Linked DNA regions of Homo sapiens: regions 2, 3 and 4 are each linked to region 1. A link is a loop called in an ENCODE intact Hi-C map of the cell type or tissue named here. Cell type or tissue: A673. All regions are shown on one strand.

Region 1 (8,000 bases):
TGAAGGGAGTCATCACTAGTTCTCACACTTAGTCACTGTTGTATAACTTACGCAACTGACTCAATGATGTTTCACAAAGTTTGTGACCAACTCAAAGGTGGTCTTTTGTTTTGTTTTGTTTTGCTTTTGTAGATAAAGTTTTATTGGAACACAGCCATGCTTATTCATGTATGTATTGAGTATGAGTTGTTCGATGAAGCAGAGTTGACTGGTTGATAACAGAAACCATATAGTCCACAGAACTTAAAATATCTTTAAAATTGCAATTTAAAAATATTTCCCTTATTTTATTTTATTTTTTATTTTATTTTATTTTATTTTTTGAGATGGAGCCTTGCTCTGTTGCCCAGGCTGGAGTACAGTGGCATGATCTCGGCTCACTGCAAACTCCACCTCCCGGGTTCAAGCGATTCTCCTGCCTCAGCCTCCTGAGTAGCTGGGATGACAGGTGTGCGCCACCACGCCCGGCTAATTTTTGTATTTTTAGTAGAGACGGGGTTTCACCATGTTGGCCAGGCTGGTCTCGAACTCCTGACCTCAGATGATCTGCCCACCTCGGCCTCCCAAAGTGCTGGGATTACAGGCATGAGCCACCACGCCCAGCCTGAAAATTTCTTTATGGTGATGAAGTAGTTCTGTATCCCAACTGTGGTGATGGTTACCTTTATCTATAGAGCTATAAGAACTAGATACATGAAAAGAGAGACAGAGAGAAACAGAGACAAACAGATGGTGGGGATGGGGTGGAGAGAGAGACAGAGAGAGAGATGTAAAAAATGATGAAATCCAAATAAGGTCTCTATGTGAGTTAACAGCATGGTATCAACGATGTTTTCCTAGTTTTGACAGTGTACTATCCTTATAAAAAATGTTACCATTGGGAGAATCTGGATGAAGGGTACATGGGCATTATTGCACTAGTTTGCAATTTTTGTGAGTTTTGAACTGTTTCAAAATAAAATGTCATAATAAAAATGTGTCTGGCATATCGGAAGTGCTCAGTAAAAAATATTGTCGTCCTCCTAGATCTCTCTGATTGCATTTTCCCTTCGACTTTATTTGCTGTATTGCCAGTGTCTATTTTCTGGCCAGCTCTAATCATTGCAGAATGAGCAATGAGATCCCTTTAGGAAAAAAAAAAAAGTTCCTCCCACTGAGTTCTCGCAGGCTGAAAGACTCTCTAGCAGAAAGCTTGACAGCCATATGTGTAATTATGAATCATCTGTAATTTTCACACCAGCTATTGTTTTATAACTTGTGTAATTATCCAAACAGTGTTTCACAAACCTTGACACTAACCAGGCATTACAGGTCTTCAATTCTGATAACAAGAAAGAGAATTCACCAAGTGGTCTAAGCTCCGGGAGACACGTTTCTTGGTGCGAAACCCAGCCTGGTGGCTAAAGGCAAGAGAAAAAAAAATAAAAACACATCTTTGTATGCATCTGTCCCTGTGCCACAAAATCCTGGAAGATGATCCAAAAAAACATATTCTAGTTTTTGTGTTTTGAAGAGGGATGAAGACAGGACAGGTTGGGGAACAAAGTTAGGTGGAGGTTTATCACTCTGTATTTTTTATAAACATATTTTTTTACCATGTAAAAATATTTTCTTCTTTTTTTTTTTTTTTCTGAGATGGAGTCTCACTTTGTCACCCAGGCTGGAGTCCAGTGGCGCGATCTCAGCTCACTGCAACCTCCGCCTCGTAGGTTCAAGCGATTCTCCTGCCTCAGCCTCCCAAGTAGCTGGGATTACAGGCACGCATCACTATGTCTAGCTAACTTTTGCATTTTTAGTAGAGACAGGGTTTCGCCATGTTGGCCAGGCTGGTTTTGAACTCCTGGCCTCAAGTGATCCACCCACCTTGGCCTCCCAAAATGCTGGGATTACAGGCATGAGCCATAGTGCCTGGCCGAAAATATTTTCTATTCAAAAAATTAAATAGAAATGATGTTACACACACACACTTGTGCCAGAGTCCCTGTGTCCAAACCTGGCTGCTCCTTACTGTGTGACCTTGGAAAATGACTTAAAAAATTTTTTTAATAGAGAAAGGGTCTCACTATATTGCCCAGGCTGGCCTCGAACTCCTGGACTAAAGCAATCCTCCCTCCTCGCCTCCCAGGATTAAAGGTGGGATTAAAGGTGTGAACCATGGCACCTTGACTTAGAAAATAACTTTAATCTCCCTTTGCCTCAGTTTCTTCCTATTTATAGTGGCGATAGAAACAGTAGCAACTTCCTAGGGTGGCTGGGAATATAAACAAGTTCATTCCTGCAAATCCCTTAAGACTATGGTACAGCACACACACTTAGCATGTGTTACCAATTAGCGGCAGTGTTCTCCCACTTCAGTAAGTGTGGAACCAAACAAAGATTTGCTTTCTTCTCACCTTTCCCCAATCTAACAAATCTAGCCAGTGAGAATTTTGCGGAGAAAAGCTGATTTCCTTTTCAAATGGGGAAAGAAATCAATTCAGAAATTGATTGTTTGCAGACAACAGAGTGGCAGGTGAGAGCGCTGGGGATCTGCACTTTTTTTTTTTTTTTTTTTTTTTGAGATGGAGTTTTACTCTTGTTGCCCAGGCTGGAGTGCAGTGGCACCATCTCAGCTCACCGCAACCTCTGCCTCCCGGGTTCAAGCAATTCTCCTGCCTCAGCCTCCGGAGTAGCTGGGATTACAGGCATGCAGCACGACGCCTGGATAATTTTGTATTTTTAGTAGAGACAGGGTTTCTCCATGTTGGTCAGGCTGGTCTCAAACTCCCAACCTCAGGTGATCCGCCCACCTCTGCCTCCCAAAGTGCTGGGATTACAGGTATGAGCCACCATGCCCGGCCCTGCACCATTTTTTTTTTAAGACAGGCTTATGATTTTATCCTATAATATTAAGTACAACAACTCAAGTTAAAGAATCTGCTGGGTGCAGTGACTCACCTGTAATCCCAGCACTTGGGAGGCCGAGGTGGGAGGACGGTTTGAGGCCTGGAGTTGAAGACCAGCCTGGGCAACGTAGTGAGACCCTGTCTCTATTTTTAAAAAATGACTATAGCCACTCAATTATGTGAGAAGTTAATTATTATTATTATCTGCATGGTTGTTATTTGACTATATGGGTGCACAGCGGAGCGGGAGATGGCGAAGGGCAACCAAGGTCACCATGTGACTTCATTGTATTCATAGCAATAATTGGAGATACCATTTGCCGGGCTCTTGTGTGTCCAACGTGTTGTGTGGACGTCCCCATTGAAACTTCACATAAACCCATGCGATGTCGCTATCCTCAGCTGAGGAAAGCCGACCATGAGGCCAGACACTCAGCCCTCGCCTGATGTCACGCTTGAACCCCTCCCTTTACATCTGAGAGACCCAAAGTCAGGACCATGACTTGGTGTCCCCAGGTGGAAAGCTCTGGTGGCGGCCAGCCCTGCTTCCTGCCACCTCTGCTCCCGTTTCTGGATCCTGAGCCGGATGCTGCGGCCCAGGGTGACTGGCGCAAGAGAACCCTGGGCCCACAACCTTTAGTCCTCCCCGAGTATGTCTCTCCGGCTCCACTAGGTGGCAGTATTGCACAGTTGTAGGCGCACTTGCTCCGAGCTTGGGGAGTGCCCAGCCCAGCGCTCTCACCTGCCCGCTGTTTTCTGCAAACAACCCGGGAGCTTCTCTGTGACTCTTTGTTTAAATCTATAAAGTGAGGGTGATAATAGTTCCCACCTCATGGAGATTAAATGAGTTCACATTTACAAAGAGCCTAGAATAATGCCTGGCACAAGATAAAGTACGTTACAAGAGTAGCTATGATGATGATGTTCATGGTCAGGGTGATGGATGACTCCTTTTGTGGTGTTGTTTCGTTATTTGTGACTTTCTTTCCCTCTGATCTCTTTATATCCATGTCTCTGTGTGTCCATGCTTTTTTCTCCACCGAGGTCACAAACTCAGCCACCTCCTGGGGCCAGGCAGGAAGTATAAATGAGGGAAGCTGACTGTGTGTGGGCCAAGGAAAACCACAGGGTGCCCCCGGGGTGGCCACTCAGCACCTGCTGATGCTGGATTATGGCCACGTGGGAATGCAGGCGTGATATTGACTGATACCGTGGCCTTTTCAAGAGAAACTTGCAATCTCTTGACCTTTTAATGCTCGTGATCCATTCAAACAAACAAACAAGCAAACAAAAAAGTCCAGACTCTACGAGACAGGCCAGATGTGTCTGCAGCCTGCATGTTGTTCAAGAGCCCTCTGTGGGTGGCCCGGGTAGAGATCCTAAGAAATTGCAATGAATTTCACTCCATAACCAGAGGAGCCAGGAAGCAGTTCATGAAAGTTTCCTTTTATGAAACAGAAACGATAAGGCTTTCTCCTCTCCTTTCAGAAAAAAACCATGGCTTTCCCCTTTAAGAAGGAAATCTGCTTTTAATCAGCAATTTGGCAGCTGAATTTGTCAAGCTAGGAGAATGAAATCCAGACTCAGTTTTGAAATGAGTTCGTGAAAGAAAAATAAATCTTGGGGCCCCCAAAATTACTAAGCTAAAGGGAAAAGTCCAGCTGGGCACTGCTTAGAGCCCACCAGACTCCCATTCTATTCAAACCCACCCTCTACTCACTGAGATAAATGCATATCTGGCCGGGGTGCGGTGGCTCACGCCTGTAATCCCAGCACTTCGGGAGGCTGAGGCGGGCAGATCACAAGATCAGGAGATTGAGACCATCCTGGCTGACATGGTGAAACCCTGTCTCTATTAAAAATACAAAAAAATTAGCTAGGCTTAGTGGCGGGCACCTGTAGTCCCAGCTACTCGGGAGGCTGAGGCAGGAGAATCACTTGAACCTGGGAGGTGGAGGTTGCAGTGAGCCAAGATCACGCCACTGCAATCCAGGCTGGGCAACAGAGCAAGACTCCATCTCAAATAATAATAATAATAATAATAATAATAATAATAATAAATAAATAAATGCACAGCTGATTGCCTTCTTTGGAGAGGCTAATCAGAAACTCAGAAGAATGCAACCGTTTGTCTCTTATCTACCTTTGACCCGGAAGCCCCCTCCCCGCTCGAGTTGTCCCACCTTTCCAGACCAAACCAATGTTCATTTTATATATGTTGATTGATGTCTCATGCCTTCCTAAAATGTACGAAACCAAACTGTGCTCTGCTGACCTTGGGCACACATCGTCAGGACCTCCTGAGGCTGTGTCACGGGCACACGTCATCAACCTTGGCAAAATAAACTTTCTGAAAAATCTGAGACCTGTCTCAGATTTTCAGGATTCACAACTTGTACGGACTGTATTCTCTCGCTCCTTGAGTTCATGGTGAGCTCAAGGTGGAGACAATAAGAATCTTCCAAAGTGTTGCTGAGATGTTTAATCTATTTGGAACTACAAACGAATCCCCTATGCTTGGGTTTGCATCATGTTTTGTTAAATATCATTTCAGATATTTGCAGAATAATATTAACAATGACAATGAAAGCTAACGCTTATGAAGCACTTCCTTTGCGCCTGGCAGAGTTCTAACTGCCTTGTATGTACTAATTCATTTAATCCTTCTAACATTCTATGAGACAACTACTGTAACTATCCCCATTTCACGGATAAGGAATCGAGGCACAGAGAAAGTACGATTTGCCTAAGGTTGCCCGGCTAGTGAATGGCAGAGCAGAGATTTGAACTATGACAAGTGTGTATTCCAGAGTCCGTCTCTTAATCAGTGTAAAACGCAATGCCAATTTCAAAACGGTTTCTGTTACTGTAAATCACTTGTTCATAAGAGCATGAATTTTTCTGTCCTTGGAACATTTGTCCTCAGTGAATGGTTTTGTTTTGCTTTGTTTTGTTTTGTTGAGACAGTCTCGCTCTGTCGCCCAGGCTGGAGTGCAGTGGCACGATCTCGGCTCACTGCAAGCTCTGCCTCCCGGGTTTACGCCATTCTCCTGCCTCAGCCTCCTGAGTAGCTGGGACTACAGGTGCCCACCACCAAGCCTGGCTAATTTTTTGTATTTTTGATAGAGACGGGGTTTCACTGTGTCAGCCAGGCTGGTCTCGATCTCCTGACCTCATGATCTGCCCACTTTGGCCTCCCAAAGTGCTGGGATTACAGGCGTGAGCCACCGCACCAGGCCAGTCCTCAGTGAATGTTTACTGATCAACTACTATGTGCCAGGCATCGTCCCTGGCATTGGGGATACAATGGTGACCCTGACAGGGTCATGTTTTGTTCCTCATGGAGCTTATGGTCTAGCAGAGGCAGGCACAATAAACGAGCAAATCACTGAATATGCCGCGATTTTTGAGTACACAGAATAATACCCCCTCTCCAAAGATGTCCATGTCCCAATCCCCAGACCCCGTGCATATGTGACCTCACGTGGCAGAACAGACTTTGCAGATGGATTAAGTGGATGATCTGGAGATGAGGAGATTATCCTGGATTACCCGAGGGGGCTCCAGGTGATCACAAAGATCACCTTGATCACCCATAAGAGGGAGACAGAAGAGTCAGTCAGAGAAGGAGGGTGAGTACATGAAGCGGAGGTCAGGATGATGCAGGCGACTGTTGGCTTTGAAGATGGAGGATGCGGCCACCAGCCAAGGTAGGCAGGTGACATCTTAAAGCTGGAAACAAGGGTGAAACAGAGCCTCCTCTGAAGCCTCCAGAAGGAATCAGTTCTACTGACACTTTGACTTTAGCCCACTTTAGACACTTTGGACTTATGACCTCTGGAATTGTAAGAGAATGCATCTCTTTTGTTTTAAGCCACTAAGCGTGTGGTAGTTACTCCGGCAGCAATGGGAAATGAAATGAATACAGACTTACATACTTGATAACAATAAAATCAGGGTAAAGAGATGGAGCCATTCTAGACAGGTGGTCAGGAGGGAACATTTAAGAAGAAACCTGGACCAGGTGCAGTGCCTGACGCCTGTAATCCCAACATTTTGGGAGGCTGAGGCAGGCACATCACTTGAGCCCAGGAGTTCAAGACCAACCTAAGCAACTAGTGAGACCCTGTTTCTGCAAAAATAAATAAATAAATAAATTTAAAAAGGAAAAAGAAACAGGTAAAATTAATCTTAGTAACATATTAAACTTGATATATCCAAACTTGTCATTTCCACATGTAACCAATGTAAAAAAAAATCAGTAAGAGAATTTACATTCTTTATTCCACACCAGTTCTTCGAAATCCAGTGTATATACTTACACTCCCAGCACATTGCAATTTGGATGCTAAGTTTTTTCAGAAATATTTGATCTGCATTCAGAGCCCAGAAAGTTTAGAGTTGAAAAAGATGATTCACGCACCCACGTTGTTCCAAACATACTTAATTAAAACTCTCCCAATAACTGAATCAGGTGTGGGTGTTTACATTTAAATTAATTAAAACTAAATAAGGCCAGGCACGAGGGTTCACACCTGTAATCCCAGCACTTTGGGAGGCCAAGGTGGGCAGATCACTTGAGGTCAGGAGTTCGAGACCAGCCTGGCCAACATGGCGAAACCCCGTCTCTACTAAAAGTACAAAAAAATTAGCCAGGTGTGGTTGCGTGTGCCTGTATTTCCAGCTACTCGGGAGGCTGAGGCAGGAGAATCACTTGAATCCAGGAGGTGGAGGTTGCAGTGAGTCGAGATTATACCACCGCACTCCAACCTGGGCGACAGGGCAAGACTCCATCTAAAAAAAAAAAAAAAAAACCTAAATAAAATTTAAAAGCTAGTCCCTTGACCACACCTGCCCACTATGGCCTGCACAATTAGATCTTAATTGATTTCAGTCTGCTCCAGGCCCACTGCCCCTGTCCCCATCTGCCTGGCAAGAAATGTCACAGCTACTTTGGGGTCCCATCCATCCTCCTTCTTCTGTAGAGTGATGTCTGATGACTCAGCTTGGTTGCTGCTAGAAAAATGGGGGATGCCCAGGCCCTTGGTTAATGAGGCCACCATCATAACTTCTGCTCCTTTGGTTTTTGTGGGGTTTTGGGGTGATATTTTTTTT
Region 2 (8,000 bases), 130 kb after region 1:
CCCGCCAGGCCACCAGGCTCATGCTGGGACCCAACCCAGTGCACAAGGACTTGGCTGCTGAGCCACACACCCAGGAGAAGGTGGATAAGTGGGCTACCAAGGGCTTCCTGCAGGCTAGGGGAGGAGCCACCCCCGCTTCCCTATTGTGACCAGGCCTATGGGGAGGAGCTGTCCATACGCCACCGTGAGACCTGGGCCTGGCTCTCAAGGACAGACACCGCCTGGCCTGGTGCTCCAGGGGTGAAGCAGGCCAGAATCCTGGGGGAGCTGCTCCTGGTTTGAGCTGCATTCAGGAAGTGCGGGACATGGTAGGGGAGGCAAAAAGCCTTGGGCACTACCCTCCCTGTGGAGCTGTTCGGTGTCCGTCGAGCTAGCCACACCCTGACACCATGTTCAAGGGTACCGGAAGAGAAGGGTGTCTGCCCCCAACCTCCCCTGTGGGTGTCACTGGCCAGATGTCATGAGGGAAGCAGGCCTTGTGAGTGGACACTGACCATGAGTCCCTGGGGGGAGTGATCCCCCAGGCATCGTGTGCCATGTTGCACTTCTGCCCAGGCAGCAGGGTGGGTGGGTACCATGGGTGCCCACCCCTCCACCACATGGGGCCCCAAAGCACTGCAGGCCAAGCAGGGCAACCCCACACCCTTGACATAAAAGCATCTTGAAGCTTTTACTCCGTTTTTATAAGGATTGGTTTGTTTTGTGTTTTTGAGACTGTTTTGCTCTTGATGCCCAGGCTGGAGTGCAATGGCGCAATCTCAGCTCACTGTAACCGCCACCTCCTGGGTCCAGGTGATTCTCCTGCCTCAGCCTCCGGAGTAGCTGGGATTACAGGCACCTGCCACCACGCCTGGCTAGTTTTGTATTTTCAGTAGAGATGAGGTTTCACCATTGTTGGCCATGGTGGTCTCAAACTTATGACCTCAGGTGATCCGCCCACCTCGGCCTCCCAAAGTGCTGGGATTACAGGTGTGAGCCACCATGCCTGGCCTGTCACGGGTTTTCTCTTAAGGTCTCTGTTGCTATGCCTTCTCTGAAAGCGTGCATTGGCTGTGTGCTGTGGGCAGCCAGTCCCTTCTGATGGGTCTGCTTTTGCTGTGTGTGGCTTCTGTGTTGGTCTGGGTTTAGGGTGTGCTGGGGCCGGAATCTCAGGTGACAGCTCTGTGAGGACTCACTGAGCCCTAGCAGTTCTGACCTCACAGCTGAGGCCTTGGGCACAGGGGCCCCTGTTAAACAGCGGACAGAACACTCCAAACTCTGGTGCTTCATCCTCTGTGGGTTCAGCTGCTGAGCTGCGTCCAGGGGGAGCCACCCAGGCCTCTGCCCACTAGCAGGCCCCCAGCTCTGAACAGGTCCTTCCAGCAGGCTGCTGGGAAAGGGTGGGCTCTTGCCACCAGGTGGGAGTTGGTCACAGCCACAGGTAACCCCACCTGGCACTTGGGGTCTCCATGAACCTGCAAGGAAGCCAGGCTCCCTCCCAGGGCCAGAAAGTGTGAGGGGTGTTCATTCCTCAGCCTTCCCAGGGTCGTGGCTCCTGGCATCCATCTGGGGTGGCCCATGACCACCCAGCTCCTCTAGGGAATGCCGGGTAGGGCAGTGAGGCAGGTCTGGGGACTCCCCAGGGATGAGTCTGCATGAGAGGCTGCCCTCAGCACCCTGGGAAGAAATGGGCTAGGGCAGTATGCAGGTGGCCCTTGTGTGGAGGAAGGGTTGTCCCAGCTTCCACTCCCTGGCGTTTCTGGATCCTGTGCCTTTTTTAGGTCCTGGGTCACTGGGAATGGCTTTGAACCTTTCTCCGACTGCCCCATCTAATGGGGGCCAAGTGGCTGTTATTAAGCATCCACTGTACCAGGGCTCCCTACGGGTTCCCTGGTTAGACAGTGCCACACAGCCATGGGTGTGGGGCAAGGCCTGGGAGGGGCGGGCGCTCTGCTCTAGGCCACACTATGGGAGCCTCCCCTTGGGGGGCCAGGGGCTCAAAGGGCACCCGTGCAGGTGCTCCACAGCGCCTGCTGCTGCATGAGTGTGGGAGGAGTAGCTCTCATCAGCATCTGAGAAATGATTGCAGTGGTGGATGTGTGGCCCATGTGATGGTTGGGAGCTGAACACTCCATTTTATTTAACCTAAATTTAAATAGCCATACATGGTCATGGCTACTGTATTGGCCAGCGCCTCCACATTACTTGTAGCAGTTACAGTGCACAGCCGAGAGTGTCATCGGTTTTCCCTGCTCTCTACCTGTCCCTAGGAAGTTAATTTTTGGAGTTGTGGAGTCCACTGGGTTAGAGTCGTGGTTCTGCCAAGTGAGACACATCAGGGCCTATCACTTGCCCAGAGGCGCACAGCCTCGGAAACCAGGCTTTGAATCGTGCACCTTTCTCAGGTCTGCTGCCAGATCCCTCTGACTCTACCCAAGTTCATGGTTGCATTGAGAGCTATGGAGGTCACCAAATAACCAGACTTGAGGGTCCAACTCCTGTGAGCCTGGTCTCCACAGAGCACATGGTCCACATTGAGGCTCACTGAGTAAGGCCTTGTCACAAGCTGCAAGTGGAGGTACGTACAGGGTCCACCATGTCCTCAGCCAGCCTACCTGCTTCCAGTGCTCATATGGAAAGGTGCATAAACATACCACCTGGGTGTGGTGGCTCACACCTGTAATCCCAGTGCTTTGGGAGGCCATGGCAGGAGGATTGCTTGAGGCCAGGAATTTGAGACCAACCTGGCCAACATACCAAGAAAACAAAATTAACCAGGCATTGTGCACGCCTGTAGAAGCTGAAACAGGAGGGTCACTTGAGACAGGAGTTCAAAGCTGCAGTGAGCTATGCTCATGCCAGTACTCCAGCCTGGGCCACAAAGACCTTGTCTCTACAAGAAAAGTGCCATGCAGGCATGCCTGCTTGTTCAGACATGGGTACATTTGTGCTTGAATGTGTGTCACAGACATGTTTTTTACCAGCATGTACGTACAGACCACCTGTGCACGCGTCTAAGTGCAGAAACTGTTCACACATGTGACACGTATGCATGCACACTCATGCCACCGTCACACAGACACATGCACACACAAACTAGTTTCCAGGCCGGAGACTCCACACAGCCCTCGCTCCCCATGCACACAGGCGCACAGTAAGTCACAGAAGCCAGAGCAGCTACTGAGCATACATGTTGGGGTCCAGTGTCAGCTGGGGGTAGGGAAGCCCTGGTTTCTGGCTCACACGGGGCCCCCCAAGGCCCGCAGGCACCCTGGTCTCCAGGCCAGCAGGCCCAGCCCCAAGCTGAGTGCCACCAGCACAGCTACAGCTCCGGCCAGCAGGGGCACCACTGGAGCTGCAGGGAGAACACGCGGGGGGTGAGTGCCAGGACTTGGCAACCCTCCACTCCCACCCCAACACAGAGGACTGTCACCTGGGGGGATGGCAGCCTCATAGGGGCCATGGCAGGAGACCCCATGGGCGGGAGGCCGGGCCGGGGCAGTCAGCTGGTAGAAGCGGCCTAGTGGACAGGGGGCCGGGCACCCGGGGAGGCTGAGAGGCAGGGGCAGGTGGGCGGAGTCATTGCGGTAGAAGAGGGAGACGGTGACATTCCTGGAGAGAGAGGACATGGTGGCACCTCCTCCCTCCTGTCATTGATCTTAAAGCCTGGAGAAAAGGGCTTCTGACTCCCACCTGTCATCCTCCCAGCATCATCCCATGCAGCTCCCCACCTGGCCATGCCCTCTGCCTGACACATCACCCCTTGCTTTGAGAGTTCTGTCCCACCCATGTCCCTGGGCACCAAACCATTCTCACCCTCCATCTTTGGCGGGATTCCCCAGGTGCTTCCGGAACTCAAAGCCGAGGCAGGCAGCATATGGCGGGGTGTGTCCATCATAGAGGCCCAGGGCCCCCTGGAGGGCCAGCAGGGTGCTGTCATGCTGCAGGTGGACCCGAGGGCTGAGACGGCACTTCTCTCTGGAGGCCTTTCTCCTGAGCACTACACTTGCGCATCCAGATGTCCCCCAGGCTTCTTAGAACCAACCCCCCAAAGCTACTCCTTCCTCCCATCCTGAAGGCAGTACCAACATTTGCAGGCGGCCACTTAATAAAGATTGCTCAAGTAGGTGCAAAATATGATTGGACTAAGCAGCCTTTCTCCTCCGGAAGGACAGACTGCTTAGTCCAATCATAGTTTCTTAAAGAAAACAAGGAATTATATTTATTCATAAATTCTTCCTCCCATAACACCGTCACCTCCCTCTTTCCAGACTAATGGTAGAGCCTGAGAGTAGGGTTTGGAGATACGGGTTACCCCAGGCAGTGGGCTGAGATCCACTGGGACCACAGGCTCTTCCTCACCTAAATCGCTGTCACCCTCATCCCTGTGCCTCAGTGCCATGTGGCACTGCTTCCCAAGGACTCACAGCTGAGTACATGACCATCTTGAGGGGCAGCCCCAGGCGCTGGACCCGGGAGAAGTTTGCAAGGATAGCATTCAGCAGGATCCCTGAGGATGGGAAAAAAGAGCTTAGACTCTCCCAGAGGAAGGCACCCCAGCCTCCCAGACCCACACCTCACCCCCTGTCAGCTGGGCCTTCTCTGCTGCCCGGGGTGGGCCCACGTGGGCTCCAATATCCAAAGCCGAGATCTGGGCAAGAGTCCGCAGGACATCTGGGGAGGCCCAGGCTGGTAGTGGAAGACCGTGGGCTTGCTGTGGGGAGACAGGACAGATGGACCATCCTGAGCCCTCGAGTTTGCCTCTGGCCCCGCAGGCCTGTGCTGCCCCCTGCTCTTCTGAGTCCCCCCATGGGCCGGATCTGGATCTGGCTGGGAAATCATGATGTGGATAACAGTGTTTTTTTGTTGTTGTTTTTTGTTTTGAAACGGAGCCTTGCTCCATCACCTAGGCTGGAGTGCAGTAGCGCAATCTTGGCTGTCTGCAACCCTTGCCTCTCGGGTTCAGGTGATTCTCCTGCCTCAGCCTCCCAAGTAGCTGTGATTACAAGTGTGTGCCACCATTCCTGGCTAATTTTTTTTTTTTATTTTTAGTAGAGACGGGGTTTTACCGTGTTGGTCAGACTGGTCTGAAACTCCTGACCTCAGGTGATCTGCCCACCTCAGCCTCTCAAAGTGGTGGGATTACAGGTGTGAGCCACCACACCCAGCCAACAGCGATTATTAGTTAATAATAGACATCGTCATTACACAGCCCAGAAGGCTTTATCTGAAACCCCTGGGGCCAGAGGTATTTCACAGCTCAGACATTCTGGACTTTAGAAAGGTCTGATGGTGCTGACACCACACAGCATGGAACACACACAGCAAGGGCCGGGGCAGCCCCCTTAGTCACACACATCACTGCTCCCACCCTGCGATTCAGAACATTCCCGTGAGCTGGAGTGAGCAAAGACTAGCAAGAGTACTAGCTGGGTATGGTGGCTCACGCCTGTAATCCCAGCTCTTGGGGAGGCGAAAGGATTGTTTGAGCCCAGGAGTTCCTGGGCAACATAGACCCCATCTCTGCAAAAAATTAATTTTTTTTTAATTAGCCAGGCATGATGGTGTGCCCCTGCCTGCCTCAGCTACTTGGGAGGCTGAGGCAGGAGAATTCCTATAGCCAGGGAGATGGAGGCTGCAGTGAGCTATGATAATGCCATTGCACTCCAGCCTGGGTGACAGAGTGAGATCCTGTCTCCAAAAAAAAAAAAAAAAAAAAAAGCATTGCATCATTTCAGGTCAGCTCCCGCTGCCCAGGTTTTGGGTTTTCTGATTATAGGACTGTGGGGAGGAGTTGCCAAATGTGTAGCCTCAAACCCTGGCAAGGCCCTCACTGTACACCAGGCACTATTGTAAGCACAGTGCGTGGATTAACCCATTTGAATCCTCACAGCGTCCTGGGGAGGTGTTGATACCGGTGTTGCCATCCCCACTGTGCAGATGGGAAAACTGAGGCACAGAGGATTAACTACATGCCTGAGGGAACACAGCTAGTGAGTAGCAAGCTGGGATTGGAAACAGGTGTCCTTAAACCCTTGGCTGGGAAGGGGCAGGGCTCACCTGGCACATGAGGGTGTCCAGAACCTTCCATGCCCTGCGCAGTGGCTCTCCAACCAGCGACAGTCCCGTGAAGTTCTCCAGGCGACTCAGGAAGCCCTGGATGCGCGGGGCTGGGTGAGCCCAGGCCCATCCCCTGCATCCCGCCCCCCACCGCCGCCCTGCTCACCGTCCAGCCCTCCAGGGCCTCCTGGTACTCGGCGGCCTCGGTGGCCTCCCGCAGCAGCTCGTGGTATCGGGGACAGCTGCGCATGGGGAACCTCAGCAGCTGGGGAAAACTGAGTCTCAGAGAGGACAGCCGTGTGCCTTGCCTTGGGTCTCACAGCGGGTCGGGGGAACCCGGGCTCTCGGCCCCTGCGTCTTTGTCGCAGTTTCTCCCAGATCCAGGAGAGCAGCGTGGGCCGGGGCTCACCCTGGTCTGGACAGACCAGCTCGAGGACAGTCTTGCTTCTCGGAGCCAGCTCAGGCGGCCAGACCCAGAGCTGCCTCTCTCTCCACCCGCTCCCTCCCTCGCCACACGTGGGTCCAGCCCCCTGACCTTATCCTCAGCCACGGGCACCGTGTGCACCGGGATCGGCCTCCAGCGGGCCTCGGGGCTCCCTGGAGCAGCCTCGGGAAACAGCCCGGCAAGGTTGGCCTGGGCACTCTCCAGCGTGCGGTCAAAGTCCGTGCTGCGGATGTACACCTGGAGCGGGGTGGAGAGAGGGCACGCGGGGGGTCGTGGTTGGGGACAGAGGTCAGCTGTCGTGGCAAATCAGAAGCCTCAGATTCACTTTGGAGTAGGGGTCAGACACTGAGAATCATGTGGCCTTCGAAGTTGGAAGTTGGGATCAAGGGTCCAGAGGCTAATGTCAGGAGCAGTTGGGCTGGACGTCCTAAGCTGGACAGCCATGTTGGATTTAGGGGGTCAATTGAGTCAATGAGGGTCAAAAAGGAAGATCAGAATCAGTAGAGGCTGGAGGTTAGAGGTCAAGTTTAGGAGGGCAGCTTGGAGGACTTGGAGTCAGAGTTCAATACATGTTCTTCAGAGGTTAGGAGGACTGTCTGTAGCTGGGGGATGTCAGAAGACATAGGAGGAGACAGAAAAGGTAGGTCAGAATTGATAAAGCGTAGAGGTTAAAGGTTAGAGGTCAAGAGGGCAAGTTACGTCAACAAGGGTCAAAGATCGAAATCAAGTTTGGGGTCAAATGTCAGAGGCCAGAGGTCTGACTGGAGTCAATGGGACTTAGAAAACAGAGATGGAGGCCAGAAAATAAAGTCAGAGTTGATGGAGGTCAGAGGTCGAGATGTGACAGGTTGAGATGGGGTCAGAAGTCAGTGTGGGTTAGTCAGTGTATCGGGGGTCAGAGATTAGAGGTAGAGGGCAAGTCAGGTTGATGGAGGTCAAAGGCCAGAGGTGGAGGCCCAAAGAGAGCGTTGTAGTCAGTGGAGGTCACAGGTGGGAGGTCAGGGGGCCAGGTGGGGGTCACTATGGCCCTACCTCCTCCCGCCGGTACTCCGGACTCAGGAAGGCCTCGTAGCGGCTCCTCAGGAAGCGGCCCAGCTCCAGCTGCTGGCGGACCCCCTCCTGGGGACAGAACAGCCTCAGCCTACCACTCCCCACCCCTCCCACCCTTGCCCTCACCGCCTACCCGCTTCTCACCGTGGTCAGCTGGCCCAGGCCTCGTGGCCACAGGGTGGAGGCCACCTCCTTGTGTGGGTCCATGGGGTAGGAGGCCAGCGGGGCCCGGTCGCCATGGCGGAATACCTGGGGACAGGACTGGTCAGGGCTAGCCCTGGGGGAGCTAAGGGCAGGCCGGGGTGGGGGCGCCTCACCAGAGCCACGAACACCAGGGGTCCTTCTGGCAGGGCCCGGGGTGGCAGCACCAGCAGCAGCAGCAGCAGGAGAGGTCCAGCAGGGTGGCCCCAAAACCCCAGGCCGGCCATTTCCACCCAGCCCAGACGCTGAGCTCAGCCCACTGTCT
Region 3 (8,000 bases), 220 kb after region 1:
ATGCCACTGCACTCCAGCCTGGGTGACAGAGTGAGACCCTGCCTTAAAAAAAAAAATTAGAATTAGACAGCAGGCAGAGTTTTCTTAGTGGGACAGTTGCACAAGTCATTTTCCCCTCCTTGATCTCCTTTCTCAGCTGTGAAATGGGTCAATAATTAATATCTACCATGCAGGCCGGGCGCAGTGGCTCACGCCTGTAATTCCAGCACTTTGGGAGGCCGAGGCGGGCGGATCACTAGGTCAGGAGATTGAGACCATCCTGGCTAACACGCTGAAATCCCGTCTCTACTAAAAATGCAAAAAAAAGTTAGCCAGGCGTGGTGGCGGGCGCCTGTAGTCCCAGCTACTCGGGAGGCTGAGACAGGAGAATGGCGTGAACCCGGGAGGCGGAGTTTGCAGTGAGCCAAGATCATGCCACTGCACTCCAGCCTGGGTGATAGAGCGAGACTCCGTCTCAAAAAAATAAATAAATAAATATCTACCATGCAAAAGGATCAAGTGGGTTAATAGGTTTGCTTGCCTTTGCCATGGGCTTAACAAACCGATGCATAACACATACGAACTTGATTCCTCCATTTCCCCCCTTGTCTTCCTCCCAGGCTTTAAGCTTTCCAAGAGCCAGGGCTGAGTCTGACAGTTTTTCCTCAGCCTCTGCCGCCTTGGCCTCCTGATATGCCCGTCTAGCATTTGGTGGTGAATGTCAGATCCGTGTCTAGGCTGTGAGCACCTCAAGGGTGGGGGTTGAGTCTGATTACTTGCTCTGTTCCAGGACCCCAGCAAACAGCAGGCCTAGTTCCATCTTTGTTGAGTGAGTGAATGAATGAATGAAAATGAGTGAATGAATGATGGGGTCAGCCCTCTTGGATTTCCACCAAGACTGTGCACAGTGCCTGGCTCAGAGCATTCAACAGGTGTTTGCTTGTTTCAACAGACTGAATGACTCAACCAATGAATGAATGACTCGAACAAATGAATTTTGACTGACTCAACCCCACATCCTCCATCCTCATCCTTTCCATGCACGTTCCTTGAGCACCTACTATGTGCACAGCACCAGGCCTTGGGGATGTGAGATGAATCAGACACAGCATCTGGCCTGGGGAGGGCGAGGGCGGGGTTGGGGGGGGTGGGAGTTCACAGTCTGGTGAGGAGGCAGACGTGTAAGCAAATCATGGCTACGACATGAGATAAGTGCTAGGATGCCGTTAAATGCGAGTTTCTCTTGGTGCCCAGGGGAGGGAGCCATCAACTCTGACTTGCACACCTTCTCAGCTTTGTAAGAGTAGGATGAGGAGCAGGTGACCTTAGGGGCTGTGCTCTGGCCCTGTGCCCCCAGTGTGGGTGTTGGGGCTGTGAAAACATGCAAAAAGCCAGGCGCGGTGCCTCACACCTGTAATCCCAGCACTTTGGGAGGCTGAAGCAGGCGGATCACGAGGTCAGGAGTTCAAGACAAGTCTGGCCAAGATGGTGAAACCCTGTCTCTACTAAAAAGACAAAAATTAGCCAGGCATGGTGGCGGGCACCTGTAATCCCAGCTACTTGGGAGGCTGAGGCAGAGAATTGCCTGAACTCAGGAAGCAGAGGTTGTAGTGAGCTGAGATCGCGCCATTGCACTCCAGCCTGGGTAACAGAGTGAGACTCCATCTCAAAAGAAAAGAAAAGAAAAGAAAAGAAAAGAAAAGAAAAGAAAAGAAAAGAAAAGAAAAGAAAAGAAAAGAAAAGAAAAGAAAAGAAAAACACGCAAAAGTACACATGGCAGGAGTTAACAGTCTAGTTGGCCAGCAGCACGGGCATACACAGACTCACATGCACACACACACTCCCAAACACACCCAGAACACACACTGGGCTAACTCTGCTGCCCGATGTGTGACTTTGGCAGTCAGAGTCGTCCATTCATAGGAGATAGGTGAACCATAGGATCAGAAGGCCAGGTGCACAGGAGGATTGCTTGAGCCCAAAAGGTGGAGGCTGCAGTGAGCCGAGATCACGCCACTGCACTCCAGCCTGGCAACAGAGCGAGACTCTGTCTCAAAAAAAAAAAAAAAGGAAGAAGAAGGCCAGGTTGTTGGAATCCTAACTGCTCCACTAACTGGTTGTGTGGCCCTGGGCGTAGCATCTGCCCTCTCTGAACCTGTCCTGTAACATAGGCCCATACAAACCCCTTGGTGGATTTGTCATGTGGAAGGGGTAAGATCAAGGAGGTGCTTGGGAAATGGTGGTTAAATTAGCATCAGAGGGCGCTGGGGTAGAGTTGAGCTGGAGGCCAAGTTGGGTTTGGCCAGGCCAAGATAAAAGGGAGAGGACACTCCTTCTACCGAATAGTCCCTGTGGGTCCAGCATTAATCCAGGTGGTGGGTGCCACAGGCAAAATCATGCCCCTGTACAACTTATGGTGTAGAGGAGAAGAGACACTACTGAGACAAATAACAGGAAATGGAATTTCAGTGAGACGGGGTTACGAAGAAAATGAGTTAACATTGGCTTAGAGTGCCTGGCACATACATCAGTGTGGTACTAAAAAATAAAGCAAAGGGTTGAGCACGGTGGCTCATGCCTGTTATCCCAGCACTTTGGGAAGCCAAGGCAGGCGGATCACCTGAGGTTGGGAGTTCGAGACCAGCCTGGACAACATGGGGAAACCCTGTCTCTACTAAAAATACAAAAATTAGCCAGACATGGTGGTGGGTGCCTGTAATCTCAGCTACTTGGGAGGCTGAGGCAGGAGAATCGCTTGAACCTGGGAGGCAGAGGTTGCAGTGAGCCGAGATCGTGTCACTGCACTCCAGCCTGGGTGACAAGAGCGAAACTCCATCTCAAAAAAATTTTAAAAATAAATAAATAAATAAAAATAAAGCAAGGAAGAGGACAAGGGTTTTTTTTTTAGACAGGATGGCCAGAGAAGACCTCTCTGAAGAGGCGGCATTTGTGCAAAAGCCTGAACGAAGTGAGGAAGCAAGCTATGCTGAGATCTAGCGGGAAAGGATTCCAAGCAGAGGGAGCAGCCGTGCAAAGGTCCTGGGGCATTAGTGTGCTGTCAGAGGAAGGAGGTGGCCAGTGTGGCTGCAGCCTGGGAGCAAGGGCAGGTGGTAGAAGATGAAGTTGGTGAGGGTCAGGGTGGGGAGTGGCAGGGCAGGCAGCTCAGGTTAGCTCAGCTAACCCTAACCCTCCTAGGCCGTGGCATGGACTTTGTGCTTAGCCCAAAAAGTGATGATGGGTGCCATGTGATTGACACCGGTGAGAAATTGATCTGAATGTAGAAGGCATCCCTGTCCCCACTGGCCCAGTCCTGCCCCCACCCTTTCCTCCACAATGTGTGTCCCCTTCCTTCTGGGCCTGGCAGAAAGTGTGATTAAGATAGAAGACTTTGGAGTCAGAGAGATCTGGGTTCGAATCCAAGGCTGATAATCACCAGCTGTGTGACCTTGAGCCCCCCCAACCCCCCCTTTTTTTTGAGACAGGGTCTCACTTTGTCACCCAGACTGGAGTGCAGTGGCATGAACAAGGATCTTTGCAGCCTCGACCTCTTGGGCTCAAGTGATCCTCTCACCTCAGCCCCACAAGTAGTTGGGACTACAGGCGTGTGCCACCAAGCCAGGCTAATTTTTTAAAATTTTCTGTACAGACGGGGTTTCGCCATGTTGCCCAGGCTGGTCTCAAACTCCTGGGCTCAAGCGATCCTCCCTCCTCGGCTTCCCAAAGTGCTGGGATTACAGGAGTGAGCCACCACCCCTGGCCCACCTTGGGCTCTTTTGAAAGCCTTAGTTTCCTCCTCTGTAAAATAGAGACAATTTCCATGTCCTGGAATTGTTGGGCAATTCAATGAGCTTCTGCCTCTAAAGTGCCAAGCGCCTGGCACGTAACATGGTAAGCCTCCGTAAGGTCTAGACCTGTGGTTCTCAACCTGGGAGCTTCTGTCTCCCAGGGGACACTTGGCAATGTCTAGAGACATTTTTGGTTGTCATGACTGGGGAGGGGAGTGCTACTGGCATCTAGTGGTAGAGACCGGGGATGCTACTCAACATCCCACAGGGCTCAGAACACCCTCCACAAACCAATGAATCACCAAAGGATTATCCGGCCCCAACATCCAGTGGAACATAGCATGAGCACATACCCTAAATGCCCTCAAATATCCTAGTGGCCATGTTAAAGAGAAGGGGAAAATAATTAGGTGACATTTATTTTAACAACATATTTTACTTATAACAGTGTATCTAAAACATTATCATTTCAACATAGAATCAATACAGAAATTATTATTTTTTTTTGAGACAGAGTCTCACTCTGTCACCCAGGCTGGAGTGCAGTGGCAGGATCTCGGCTCACTGCAACCTCCACCTCCTGGGTTCAAGTGATTCTCCCACCTCAGCCTCCTGAGTAGCTGGGATTACACACGCCCACCACCACGCCTGGCTAATTTTTGTATTTTCTGATAGAGACGGGGTTTCACCATGTTGGCCAGGCTGGGCTCAAATACCTGGCCTCAAGTGATCCACTCACCTCAGCCTTCCAAAGTGCTGGGATTACAGGTGTGTGTCACCACACCTGACATTTTTTTTTTCTGGGGGGGAGACAGGTCCCTGCTCTGTCACTCAGGCTTGATCTCAGCTCACTGCAGCCTCCAACTCCTGAGCTCAAGCGATCCTCCCACCTCAGCCTCCCAAGTATTCGGGACTCCAGGCACCCACCACCTGCCTGGCTAATTTCTGTTTATTTTTTTGTAGAGACGGGGGGCGTCTCACTATGTCACCCAGGCTGGTCTGGAACTCCTGCCTTGGCCTCCCACAGTCTTAGGATTACAGGCTTGAGCCACCACGCCTGGCTATAGACATTTAAATTCTTTCTTGTTTTCATATGGCATATCCTTGAAATCCAGTGTGTAGTTCGCATGCATGGTGCATCTCCGTTTGGGCCGGCCACGTTTAAACTAAAGTGCTCCTGGTCCGTACCTGGCAGGTGGCTGCTGTCCTCAGTGGTGCGGGTTTAGGGTGGAGTATTTATTCCTGAGGCTCTTAGCACAGAACCTGCATCCACTCATGGTGATCTTAATTTTTTCTCTCTCTCTTTGTCCTGTGCCACTGGCCATTACCCGCAGGAGACCTGTGCCAGGATCCTCCTGTATCGAGGTGCCGACAAGGATGTGAAGAACAACAACGGACAGACCCCCTTCCAGGTCTGGGGCTGCAGGGGATGTGCTGGAGTTTCCAGGGCTAAGGAAAGGGTGACAGTGACACCCAGTGGATAAGGAAGGGGACAATGAGGAAAGCAAGGAGACAGGCCGTGGAGGGGGAGCTGGAAGAAGACAGAGGGCGGCATTGTCGGAGTGGAAGGTTTGGGTCGGGCCAGGGACCTCGCCACGTTCCCTGCCCTCTCTCTGCTGCCTGGGCCCCCCTGGCCGACCTGCCTCTACCCCCTCCCTCCAGGTGGCAGTGATTGCTGGGAATTTTGAGCTGGGGGAGCTGATCCGAAACCACCGAGAACAGGATGTGGGTGAGTGACAGGGAGCTCGGACTGCACAGAGAACCTGGGGCGGTTGAGGTTTCATGGTGGGATGGGGGAGTTGGGGGACCTGACTTGGGGGCCAGGATAGGATGGAGAAAACCCTAGAGGACCAAAAATGTCTGGATGGTGGTGGGGGAGCAATTCCAGGCCCCCCTCCCTTTCTCATCTCTGTCTTTCTCCCTCATGCCTCTCTCCCACCATCTCTTGCCCCCGCATGGCCCCCTGCTTGCCTTTTCTCCCCTAACATCTGCCCCCCGCCGCCACTGTGCCCTCTCAGTGCCCTTCCAGGAGTCCCCCAAGTACGCGGCCCGGCGACGGGGGCCCCCAGGCACAGGGCTGACGGTGCCCCCGGCGCTGCTGCGGGCCAACAGTGACACCAGCATGGCGCTGCCCGACTGGATGGTGTTCTCCGCCCCGGGGGCCGCGTCCTCTGGGGCCCCTGGCCCTACCTCAGGGTCCCAGGGCCAGTCGCAGCCCTCGGCCCCCACCACCAAGCTCAGCAGCGGGACCCTCCGAAGTGCCAGCAGCCCCCGGGGTGCCAGGGCCCGCTCTCCATCCCGAGGGAGGCACCCTGAGGACGCCAAGAGGCAGCCCCGAGGCCGGCCCAGGTAGGGGAGGCAGCCCTGGCTCCACAGTCCCCAGCCCCGTCAAATCCCCTCTCCAGATCGGCGGCTTCCCCCGAGGCCAGCCCAGCTGCCTTCCTCTGTAGGCCCTCATCCAAGTCCCTAGTGTCACCTTGGGGTAAAGCAAGGCCTTGGGAGCTACTGTCCCGACTCCACCCCCGGTGCACCACATGTTAGCTGGATGTCTGCTCCAGGACAGGGGCCCCAGGCAGAGGGTACCCCAAAGAAACATGGGCCCCAGCCCCTGGGGACAGACAGAATGACAGGGTGAGGTGGAGGGAAGCTGAACAGGAAGAGGATGGGGGGGGTGGCAGGGACTTGAGGGGGACAGAGAGGTCACTCTGGAGGGAGGATGAGGAAGGGGCGGGGGACATTCCGGGGTCAGGAAGCCCACCTGGCTAGAGGAGGGTGAGAAGGAGGCGAAGGCCAGCCAGGCGTGTCCCGAGGAAGTGGGGGAGAGGCTGGCAACGGCGGGCAGAGGAGTTGGACCTGACCCAGGAGGAAGCTGGGAGTCGCGGAAGGCTCGTGAGCGGAGGGATGACACAGTCCCAGCTCAGCCTCAGGAAGCTGAATCAGGCGGTGCGCGCAGGACCGTGGGAGGGGGCAGAGCCGGAAGCCAGGAGGCAGGAGAGGGGGCTGGTTGGGGCAGCTGCGGGCAGGCAGAGGGAGCCCCCAAATGCCCTCTTCCTTGGAGGACGCCAGTGCTGGGAAACCCCCCCTCCCCCCTGATGCACCGTCCTCTTCCCCCACCCAAGGACCCCTGTCCTCCCAGAGGTGTCCCCTCCCTCCACCCTCCCCTCCTCTCATGCCCTCTGTGTACGCAGCTCCAGCGGGACACCCCGGGAAGGGCCAGCCGGGGGCACGGGGGGCTCAGGGGGCCCCGGGGGCTCCCTGGGCAGCCGCGGGAGGCGGAGGAAGCTCTACTCAGCGGTACCCGGACGCTCCTTCATGGCTGTGAAGTCCTACCAGGCCCAAGCCGAGGGGGAGATCTCCCTGAGCAAGGGCGAGAAGATCAAAGGTACCCAGGGTGGAAGCAGGGCCTGGGCTGGGCTGGGCTGTGGGGGCGATCAGGGAAAATGTGGAGCAGAGAGCAGACCATTCTCGGGCACCTGGAGTATCTCATGCACTCTGGAGACCTCAGAGAGCCCCAGGACACCCCTTGAGGCTTGGAGGACCATAGAGTGTAGCTCAGATGACCCTGTCAGGAGGCAGTGAAGTGAGCCGTGTCCCACTGCGGGACACTGATGCCGTGTGCAGGGCATGGCTGGAACTTCTCACCAAATCGTCTCATTAGACTCCTGATGGCCCTTTCTGGGGAGGGAGGTCATGGGCCCCATTGCATGGTTGAAGGAACAGAACCTCACACAGGTGAAGCCACTTGCCCAAGGTCCTCAGTCCAAGCCCACAGTCCTTCCTGCCACCTGGTGCAGAGCGTGAGGCCGAGCAGCCTTAACTTTGCCTCCTGCATCTGTCCAGGGGTCCTCAACTGAGAGACAGGCAGGGACCTACTTCTAGGGCCCCGACGAGCTGGCAGATATAAGATGTTTGGCCGTGGCGAGGGTTCCCAAAATGGTGGTGCTGTTATCAGGGTTCACCTCCCTTTGGTTTTTCCACCTTCATCTGGAAAGTGGAGCCAGTCTCCCCTGCTTATAGGCTTTGCAGGGCTGCTGACGTGTTCTTGGATAGAAGGATGCTTTAGAGACCACCACGTGCCGCAGGTGTGGCCGTTAATACGAGGCATTGGAACAATTCTTTGCCAGACTCTAGGCTGCCCAGGAGCTGAGCGGTATAGAGGTTGAGAGCCTGGCAGCCTGGGTTCAAATCCAGACCCCACCACTTCCTAGCAGGGTGACCTCAGCCAAGTGATTTCTC
Region 4 (8,000 bases), 380 kb after region 1:
GTTGTGTTTAAGGATGGCCCGACTACCAACGTTTAGAAGTAGCCTCAACTCCTGCTGACAAGGGACTGGTTACATCAGCGGTCCCCAACCCTTTTGGCACCAGGGACTGGTTTCATGGAAGATAATTTTTCCATGGACTGGGGTGTCGAGGAGATGGTTTTGGCATTACATTTATGGTGCATTGCTTTTTCTTTTTCTTTTTTTTTTTTTTTTGAGATAGAGTCTTGCTTCACTCTGTCACCAGGCTGGAGTGCAGTGGTGCAATCTTGGCTCACTGCAACCTCCGCCTCCCAGGTTCAAGCGATTCTCCTGCCTCAGCCTCCCGAGTAGCTGGGATTACAGGCACACCCCACTGTGAGCGGCTAATTTTTCTTTTCTTTTCTTTTCTTTTTTTTTTTGAGACAGAGCCTCTCATTTTCGCCCAGGCTGGAGTGCAGTAGCGCCATCTCGGCTCACTGCAAGCTCCGCCTCCCGGGTTCACGCCATTCTCCTGCTTCAGCCTCCCGAGTAGCTGGGACTACAGGCACCCACCAGCACGCCCGGCTACTTTTTTTGTATTTTTAGTAGAGATAGGGTTTCACCATGTTAGCCAGGATGGTCTCGATCTCCTGACCTCATGATCCGCCTGCTTTGGCCTCCCAAAGTGCTGGGATTACAGGCGTGAGCCACCACGCCCGGCCGGTGCACTTTATTTCTATTATTATTATTACATCGTAATGTATAATAAAATAATTATACTACTCACTATAATGTAGAATCAGTGGGAGCCCTGAGCTTGTTTTCCTGCAACTAGATGGTCCCATCTGGGGGTGATGGGAGACAGTGATGGATCATCAGGCATTAGATTCTCATAAGGAGCAAGTAAACGAAATCCCTCGCCTGCACAGTTCACAATAGGGTTCACGTTCCTATGAGAATCTAATGCTGGCCGAGCGTGGTGCCTCACGCCTGTAACCCCAGTGCTTTGGGAGGCTGAGGTGGGTGGATCACCTGAGGTCACGAGTTCGAGACCAGCCTGGCCAACACGGCAAAACCTGTCTCTACTAAAAATACAAAAATAACCCAGGCATGGTGGCAGGTGTCTGTAATCCCAGATACTCAGGAGGCAGGAGAATCACTTGAACCCGAGAGGCGGAGGTTGTAGTGTGCTGAGATCGTGCCACTGCACTCCAGCCTAGGCAACAGAGCAAGACTCTGTCTCAAAAAAAAATTTTTTTGTAATTTAAATAAAAGAGAATGTAATGCCGCCAGTGATCTGATAGGAGGCAGAGCTCAGACAGTAATGCTCGCTCGCCTGCTGCTCACCTCCTTCTGTGCAGCCTGGTTCCTAACAGGCCACCCACCAGTACCGGTCTGTGGCCTAGGGGTTGCGGACCCCTGGGTTCAATGAATCACTGTGCCCATTACAATGGAATATTATGCAGCTATTTAAAACAGAGTTTCAAATAATAGTGGATGACATGGGGAAATGCTCAAAACGTAATACTGAGCTTTCAAAGAATGTGAATAGGATCTCCAATTCACTTTTAAAACTTAAGCAATATATTTTAAAAGACCGAGAAACACCCAGGAAGGTCAACAGGGTCTTTTCTCTTTGCATTAGTATTACAGGGATATTTAATTTCTTCTTTATGTTTTCTTTATTCTCTAGATTTTCTTCAGTGAGAGCATTTAATAACTTTTTTTTTTTTTTTTGAGATGGAGTCTCGCACTGTCCCCCAGGCTGGAGTGCAGTGGCGCGATCTCGGTTCACTGCAACTTCCACCTCTCGGGTTCAAGCAATTCTCCTGCCTCAGCCTCCCGAGTAGCTGGGACTACAGGCACCTGCCACCACGCCCTGCTGATTTTTGTATTTTTGGTAGAGACGGGGTTTCACCATGCTGGCCAGGCTGGTCTCGAACTCCTGACCTTGTGATCCACCTGCCTCGGCCTCCCAAAGTGCTGGGATTACATGTGTGAGCCACCACACCCAGCCAATAACTTTTATAATCAGAACAAATTAAGCTTTAAAAATACTAAGTATAAAATCCTATGCAAGCTGGAAAGAAAAAAAAAAGGCTATACTGGAATTTGCTCACCTTTTCCTAAATGAGGAAAAAGAAACAAAAATTTCAAAGCATTTATCTGGAGCAGGGGGTCAGGGAGCGCTCATCTAACCCCATTTATTCCTGTGAGGGCAGGATGACTTCTCCCATCTTATGGACGTGGAAATGGAGGCACAGGCTCTGAGTGACTTATCCAAGGTCGCCCAGCAAGCTGTAGCCCCCATGGGCTTGCCATGTGCCTCAGAAGGTATATATGTCTGTCCCACCCTGAGAGTCAGTGTGGAGAAGCCAGGCCCAGACAGCCAAAGTGGGGCAGCTACAGGATGGTAATTCTGTTGCAAAAACAAAAAACAAAACCTGGCCGGGCACGGTGGCTCACGCCTGTAATCCCAGCACTTTGGGAAGCCAAGGCAGGTGGATCACAAGGTCAGGAGTTCGAGACCATCCTGGCCAACATGGTGAAACCCTGTCTCTACTAAAAATACAAAAATTAGCCGGGTGTGGTGGCGGGCACCTGGCTACTTGGGAGGCTGAGGCAGGAGAATCGCTTGAACCCAGGATGCAGAGGTGGTAGTGAGCCGAGATCGTGCCACTGCACTCCAGCCTGGCGACAAAGCAAGAATCCGTCTTGAAAAAAAAAAGGCGGCGTGCGGTGGCTCGCACCTGTAATCCCAGCACGGTGGCTCACACCTGTAATCCCAGCACTTTGGGAGGCCAAGGCAGGTGGATCGCTTGAGCTCAGGAGTTTGAAACCAGCCTGGGCAACATAGCAAGACCCCATCTCTACTAAAAATACAAAAATTAGCCAGGTGTGGTGGCACGCACCTGTAGTCCCAGATCCCTGGGAGGCTGAGGTGGGAAGATTGCATGAGGCCAGGAGGCAGAGGCTGCAGTGAGCTGTGATTTTGCCACTGGACTCCAGCCTAGGTGGCAGAGCAAGACTCTGTCTCAAAAAAAAAAAAAAAAAAAAAAAAAAACAAGACAAAACCCAAACTAACCAAATAAAAACCCCGGCCATAGTGCATTATCAAGGCAAATACCAAGAATAGCTTTTAAATTACCCACTAGTTCGCATTTTCCAGGCGGCTGATCCCTCCAGGGGCATGAAACATGGAGCTTTTGATTGGACAGACTTTTCCCAGTTAGAGCCCTTTAAGGAAGAAAACGGTGGGAGGGCCGGGCGCGGTGGCTCGCGCCTGTAATCCCACCACTTCGGGAGGCCGAGGCGGTTGGATCACCTGAGGTCAGGAATTGGAAACTAGCCTGGCCAACATGGCGAAACCCCGTCTCTACCAAAAATACAAAAATTATCTGGGAGTGGTAGTGCGTGCCTGTAGTACTAGCTACTCAGGAGGCTGAGGCAGGAGAATCACTTGAACCCGGAGGCAGAGGTAGGTTGCAGTGAGCTGAGATTGTGCCACTGCACTCCAGCCTGGGCAACAGAGAGAGACTCCATCTCAAAAAAGGCAAAAAAGAAAGAAAGAAAGAAAATGGCGGAAGGGAGGATCTGTAGAGGGGAATCTAGGAGCTGACCTCTCTTGAGGTCAACTGGGACATTCCCCAGCCGCGGGCCTGCGACCAGCAGCCAGGAGGTCCTCTGGATAGGAGGGAGCAGTGCGCCCTCTGCCGTCCGTTCCCGGGCTGCTGAGACTTCGTGTCTAACTGCGGCCTCCCTGGCTCTCATTCCAGCTGAGTTATCCTCTTCATTCCCTCAGCAGCGCCATCTCGGGGCCCACATAATCCTTGTCACCACTCCGAGCCTCAGTTTCTACCCTTTTCAAATAGGATTTCCCATACTTTGTCAGTTTCTTCTTAACTTTTTCTCATGATGACTCACAGCACACTTACAGAAAAGAACAGTCGGCCGGGCGCGGTGGCTCACACCTGTTAAAGTTAAATTGACAAAGGCGTAGAATTGCTTGGCGTCCTGCAAAGCCACATGGCCCCTGAGCCTCGGGACAGGCTGCTGGGTGGGAGTATCAGTCCCACATCTCTGTTGAGCAGCCTGCGAGTCCTGAGAGGCACAAGACCCGCGTTCTCCCCTCCACGAATGACGCTAAGGCGTTGAGTCACCTCTCTGAGCCTGCCTTCTCGTCTAGAAAATAGACCAATTATTTCTACAGCTCAGCGAGGGTGGGCGGGAGAATGTCAGTCGGGCCCCCAGCATTGCTCCAAGCCCTTTACAGGGTCAGTGAATTTCAGCCTCACGACAGCCCCCTGAGTAGGTCCTATTCTTCTCATGTTACAGATGAGGAAACTGAGGCATAGGAGAGTTAAGACACTTGCAAACGGTCCTGGTCCCATGGTTAGTAACGGAGCTGGGACTCGGCCCAGGCAGGCTGGCTGCAGAACTTGGTTTTTTCAACGCGATTCGTAATGCTTCCTAATTCGTAGCTATCCCTGGCGCTGCACCCTGGTGACTCAGTCTCAGAACTGCCACTGAGTCCCAGTCTACATCCCCACAGCCCAGCCTGGCTCTGGCCTTGTCCTTGCTCATCTGGAAGCCCCAGCTTCTTCCTAGCCTCCCAGATGTAGCCTGTACCCACACACCCCTGCCACCACACCCAGCTGGAGTCGCCACACCAACTCCTCCTAGGGGACACCTTTCTGCAAGCCACCCTGTCCCCATCTCAGATCAGGATGAGTATGCCTGGCGCTCCCAGCTACACCAAGCTCAGGGGCACCCTCTACTGGGCACCAGAAGCTACCCCAGCCCCTTCCTTCCCACCCTTCCAGAAACTTGCCCTGCCTTTAAATAGTCACAGACAGATGTGCTTGCCCTGTGCCAGGCGCTCTTCTCCATGGCTTACAGATATCGAGACAGTTTAATCCTCACAAGGATGCCGTGGTCTCGTCACCACCCCGTGGCGAGTCTAGGAGCTGAGCTGAGACCCGTGCATCTTTCTCCCTGCATGGGCTGTCCCTCCTGTGTCTGAACAGCCCCGGCTAATCCATCTGCAGCATTCAGTGCAGCCCTGATTTGTTTATTGAGCACCTAGTGTGTGCCAGGCACCACCCGAGGCCCAGAGAGCAGGACATACAGAGATCCCTGCCCTCTCGACACTGCGTGCAGAAAGAGGTCGTTCAGAAAGTCGGCAAGTCTCATCCGGGCACAGTGGCTCACGCCTGTAATCCTAGCACTTCGGGAGGCTGAGGCGGGTGCTCACTTGAGGTCAGGAGCTTGAGACCAGCCTGACCAACGTAGTGAAACCCCATCTCTACTAAAAATACAAAAATTAGCCAGGTGTGGTGATGTGTTACTGTAATCCCAGATACTCGGGAGGGTGAGGCAGGAGAATCGCTTGAACCTGGGAGGCGAAGGTTGCAGTGAGCTGAGATCATGCTATTGCACTCCAGCCTGGGCGACAGAGCGAGACTCCATCATAAAAAAAAAAAAAAGGAAGGTAAACAAGTCCAGTAGCAGCGTGCACGAGCTGGCGGGGGGCTGCTGAGCTGAACATAGTGAGGGGAGGCCAGGGAAGGCTGCCCAGGAAGCGGTGTAGGCCCATGGCCTGTGCCTCAGCTTAACCCCACTCTCCCACCCCACCCGCAGGTGCCTTAGGCAAAGTCCTGCTGCCTTGCTTGGTCTTGCACATGCCTCTGATATAGATCTCATCCCCTTGTTGTTTACACCCAGGTTCAGATGCCTCTCTGGGCTCCTGGTGGTGGGGAAGGGTGGGAGGCGGGTAGCCATCCAGCCAGACTTTCCACCCAGGCCAGGGCCTGGTCCCAGAAGGGCTCAGGAGGCCACTCCCAGGAGGATGAATGGGAGGAGGGAGACAGGGACGTCTAGGCCTGAGCCGGGTCAGTGTGAGAATCAGGGGCCCACAACGGCCCCTGCAGTGCTGCCAGTCATGGCATCAGGGAAGTCCCTGTTGGAGAGGGAGGCACAAGTTCCTTGTCTCAGGGACAAGCAAGAAATATGAGAAGTCATCATAAAGACAGTTGATGTGACAAATAACGGTTTTTAAAATCTGAATGTAAAAAAATTAACACACACACACAAACAACAGTAAGCTTGCTAAACTTTTGTGATTGACTCATTATATTCAAAACATAAAAACAGGCCGAGTGCAGTGGTTCACGTCTGTAATCCCAGCACTCTGGGAGGCAGAGGCAGGCAGATCACCTGAGGTCAGGAGTTGGAGACCAGCCCGGCCAACTTGGTGAAACCTTGTCTCTACTAAAATACAAAAATTAGCCTGGTGTGGTTGTTTGCACCTGCAATCCCAGCTACTCAGGAGGCTAAGGTGGGAGAATCACTTGAACCCAGGAGGCGGAGGCTGCAGTGAGCTGAAATCATGCCACTGCACTCCAGCCTGAGCAATAGAGCAAGATCCTGTCTTAAAAATAAATAAATAAATAAACAGGCCGGGCGTGGTGGGTCACGCCTGTAATCCCAGCACTTTGGGAGGCCAAGGCGGGCAGATCATGAGGTCAGGAGATCGAGACCATCCTGGCTAACACAGTGAAACCCTGTCTCTACTAAAAATACAAACAATTAGCTGGGTGTGGTGGCAGGCGCCTGTAATCCCAGCTACTCGGGAGGCTGAGGCAGGAGAATCACTTGAACCCGGGAGGCAGAGGTTGCAGTGAGCTGAGATCGCTGCACTCCAGCCTGGTGACAGAGCAAGACTCTGTCTCAAATAAATAAATAAATATAAATAAATACAATTTATAATGTTAAGATGAACAGTTCACTTAATTGTTTTCTTACCACAGTTACATTTTTAATAAGGAATTTCTTCACAATTTATTTTCTTAAAAACCCCAACAGATCTCAGTGGGATTTTTTTCAGCTTTAGTAATATTTACCTACCACAACCAAAGTGGAAAGTCCCCCTACACAGGCCAAGTTGCAGGATAAAAGGAAAGTCCCCATCGGGGTTAGAAGGCAGTCATTGATGGGGGCCACGTCCCTTTGCCGGATTCACATCTGCATCATTGAGATCTGTCCCAGAGCCCAGCATAGGTGGAGGTGGGCTCAGCAGATGGGGGCTGAAGATCCAGGGAACTTGGAAGTGTGGGCAGCTATGTGGCTGTCAGAGGTGGCCCCAGGCCTAGGTCCTCTACTGTAGGACAAAATGTCAACATCTTCGTCAGGCTAAAGATGTTAGGGTGAGGGGGCAGGAGGATTTACCTGCGTCAAGAACCAATCCCCACCTTGCCCATCCTACTCTGTGTCAGGGCCATGAGGGTGATGACACTCACAACTTCAGAGGTGATCTGGTCTAGGGTGTTTCAAATCAGGCCTTGGAGGGGCCCCAGGCCTGCCTCCCCCTGCAACCAGGGCAGCCTCCACGATCTGTGTACACCTTTGCTGGTTAAATGATTGTTGGCATAATTGTTTTGTTTAGTGTCTCTCTTCTTCTCTGAGGCCAGGATCTAGGAAGACAGGGCTTTGTCTGTCTTGTCCACAGCTGGATCCCCAGAGCCCAGTATGACACTTGACACATAGCAGCTCTCAAAAAATAACCTGTCAAATGAGCGAAACAATACATGGTAATGTAAGAATGAATGGGCCCCACAGCTCAAAAAGCATTGTGAAGCCCACAGACAGCCCAACTGTTTCAGTTTAGGGTGGGTAGGTGTGGTGGAGACTCCCATGTCTGTGCTCAGGAGAAGGAGACGTTGAGTCTTGGTTCTGCAACTTTGGAGCCTGTGAGACTGGGGACAAGTGACTTTACTTCTCTGAACCTTCATTTTCTCAGCTATGAACCACCAGATATGAAGGGAGCAGGGGTATGTGCTTGATAACCCCCATGTGACAGAATTTCCACAAAGATTAAATGAGATCATACCTCAGAGCATTTAGCACAGCTCTGGCAATAATCGGCAGTTAACAAATTATGATTCCCCCCCTTTTACCTTATTGGGAAGCTGACCAGGATGTCTCTTTGTTTTAGAGTCAGAGATGAGATCAGCTTTGCATTATTTGGGAGGAGAAGAGAAGAA

What was found. Peaks named below come from ENCODE experiments on the same cell type or tissue, not always from the same donor. Only the 100,000 strongest peaks of a DNase experiment are listed, where the experiment ranks them.
Region 2: a loop joins it to region 1, with 5 times the contacts of the local background. A loop is called at or near these places in 22 of 110 quality-filtered maps.
Region 3: a loop joins it to region 1, with 17 times the contacts of the local background. A loop is called at or near these places in 16 of 110 quality-filtered maps.
Region 4: a loop joins it to region 1, with 5 times the contacts of the local background. A loop is called at or near these places in 21 of 110 quality-filtered maps.

Annotation. Positions count from the first base shown.
Region 1 is chr19:50,917,991-50,925,990 of GRCh38, reverse strand. No RefSeq gene overlaps it. Among named protein-coding and RNA genes, the nearest start is that of PPIAP59, 5.6 kb to the left of the region's middle. In A673, CTCF peaks have their summits at 3,345 and 3,547 (motif pointing right); DNase peaks (open chromatin) are centred at 3,560 and 4,310; H3K27ac peaks cover 418 bases; H3K27me3 peaks cover 1,472 bases.
Region 2 is chr19:50,790,377-50,798,376 of GRCh38, reverse strand. It overlaps ACP4 (acid phosphatase 4), which reads right to left and starts at 7,962. Exons shown (of 11, transcript NM_033068.3): 1 at 7,852-7,962; 2 at 7,679-7,783; 3 at 7,517-7,603; 4 at 6,575-6,721; 5 at 6,206-6,304; 6 at 6,040-6,135; 7 at 4,561-4,693; 8 at 4,407-4,489; 9 at 3,796-3,920; 10 at 3,413-3,591; 11 at 3,158-3,334. The coding sequence starts at 7,962. The coding sequence ends at 3,219. LOC105372439 (a long non-coding RNA gene) reads left to right here and starts at 5,079. Exons shown (of 4, transcript XR_936026.3): 1 at 5,079-5,412; 2 at 5,873-5,972. It also overlaps the pseudogene C19orf48P. RefSeq lists enhancers at 1,273-1,392, 3,813-3,942, 4,033-4,092 and silencers at 2,973-3,032, 3,283-3,342. In A673, a CTCF peak has its summit at 3,325; DNase peaks (open chromatin) are centred at 3,426, 4,086 and 5,688; H3K27ac peaks cover 916 bases.
Region 3 is chr19:50,701,613-50,709,612 of GRCh38, reverse strand. It overlaps SHANK1 (SH3 and multiple ankyrin repeat domains 1), which reads left to right. Exons shown (of 24, transcript NM_016148.5): 9 at 5,099-5,176; 10 at 5,427-5,493; 11 at 5,783-6,113; 12 at 6,953-7,146. Among named protein-coding and RNA genes, the nearest start is that of SHANK1, 14 kb to the left of the region's middle. In A673, CTCF peaks have their summits at 3,806, 4,009 (motif pointing left) and 5,243 (motif pointing left); DNase peaks (open chromatin) are centred at 4,002 and 5,232; H3K27ac peaks cover 322 bases.
Region 4 is chr19:50,533,582-50,541,581 of GRCh38, reverse strand. The region is part of intron 2 of LRRC4B (leucine rich repeat containing 4B); the gene reads left to right. It overlaps LOC124904747 (a long non-coding RNA gene), which reads right to left. Exons shown (of 3, transcript XR_007067300.1): 3 at 6,751-7,521. Among named protein-coding and RNA genes, the nearest start is that of ASPDH, 24 kb to the right of the region's middle. RefSeq lists an enhancer at 6,841-6,930. In A673, a CTCF peak has its summit at 3,710 (motif pointing left); a DNase peak (open chromatin) is centred at 3,691.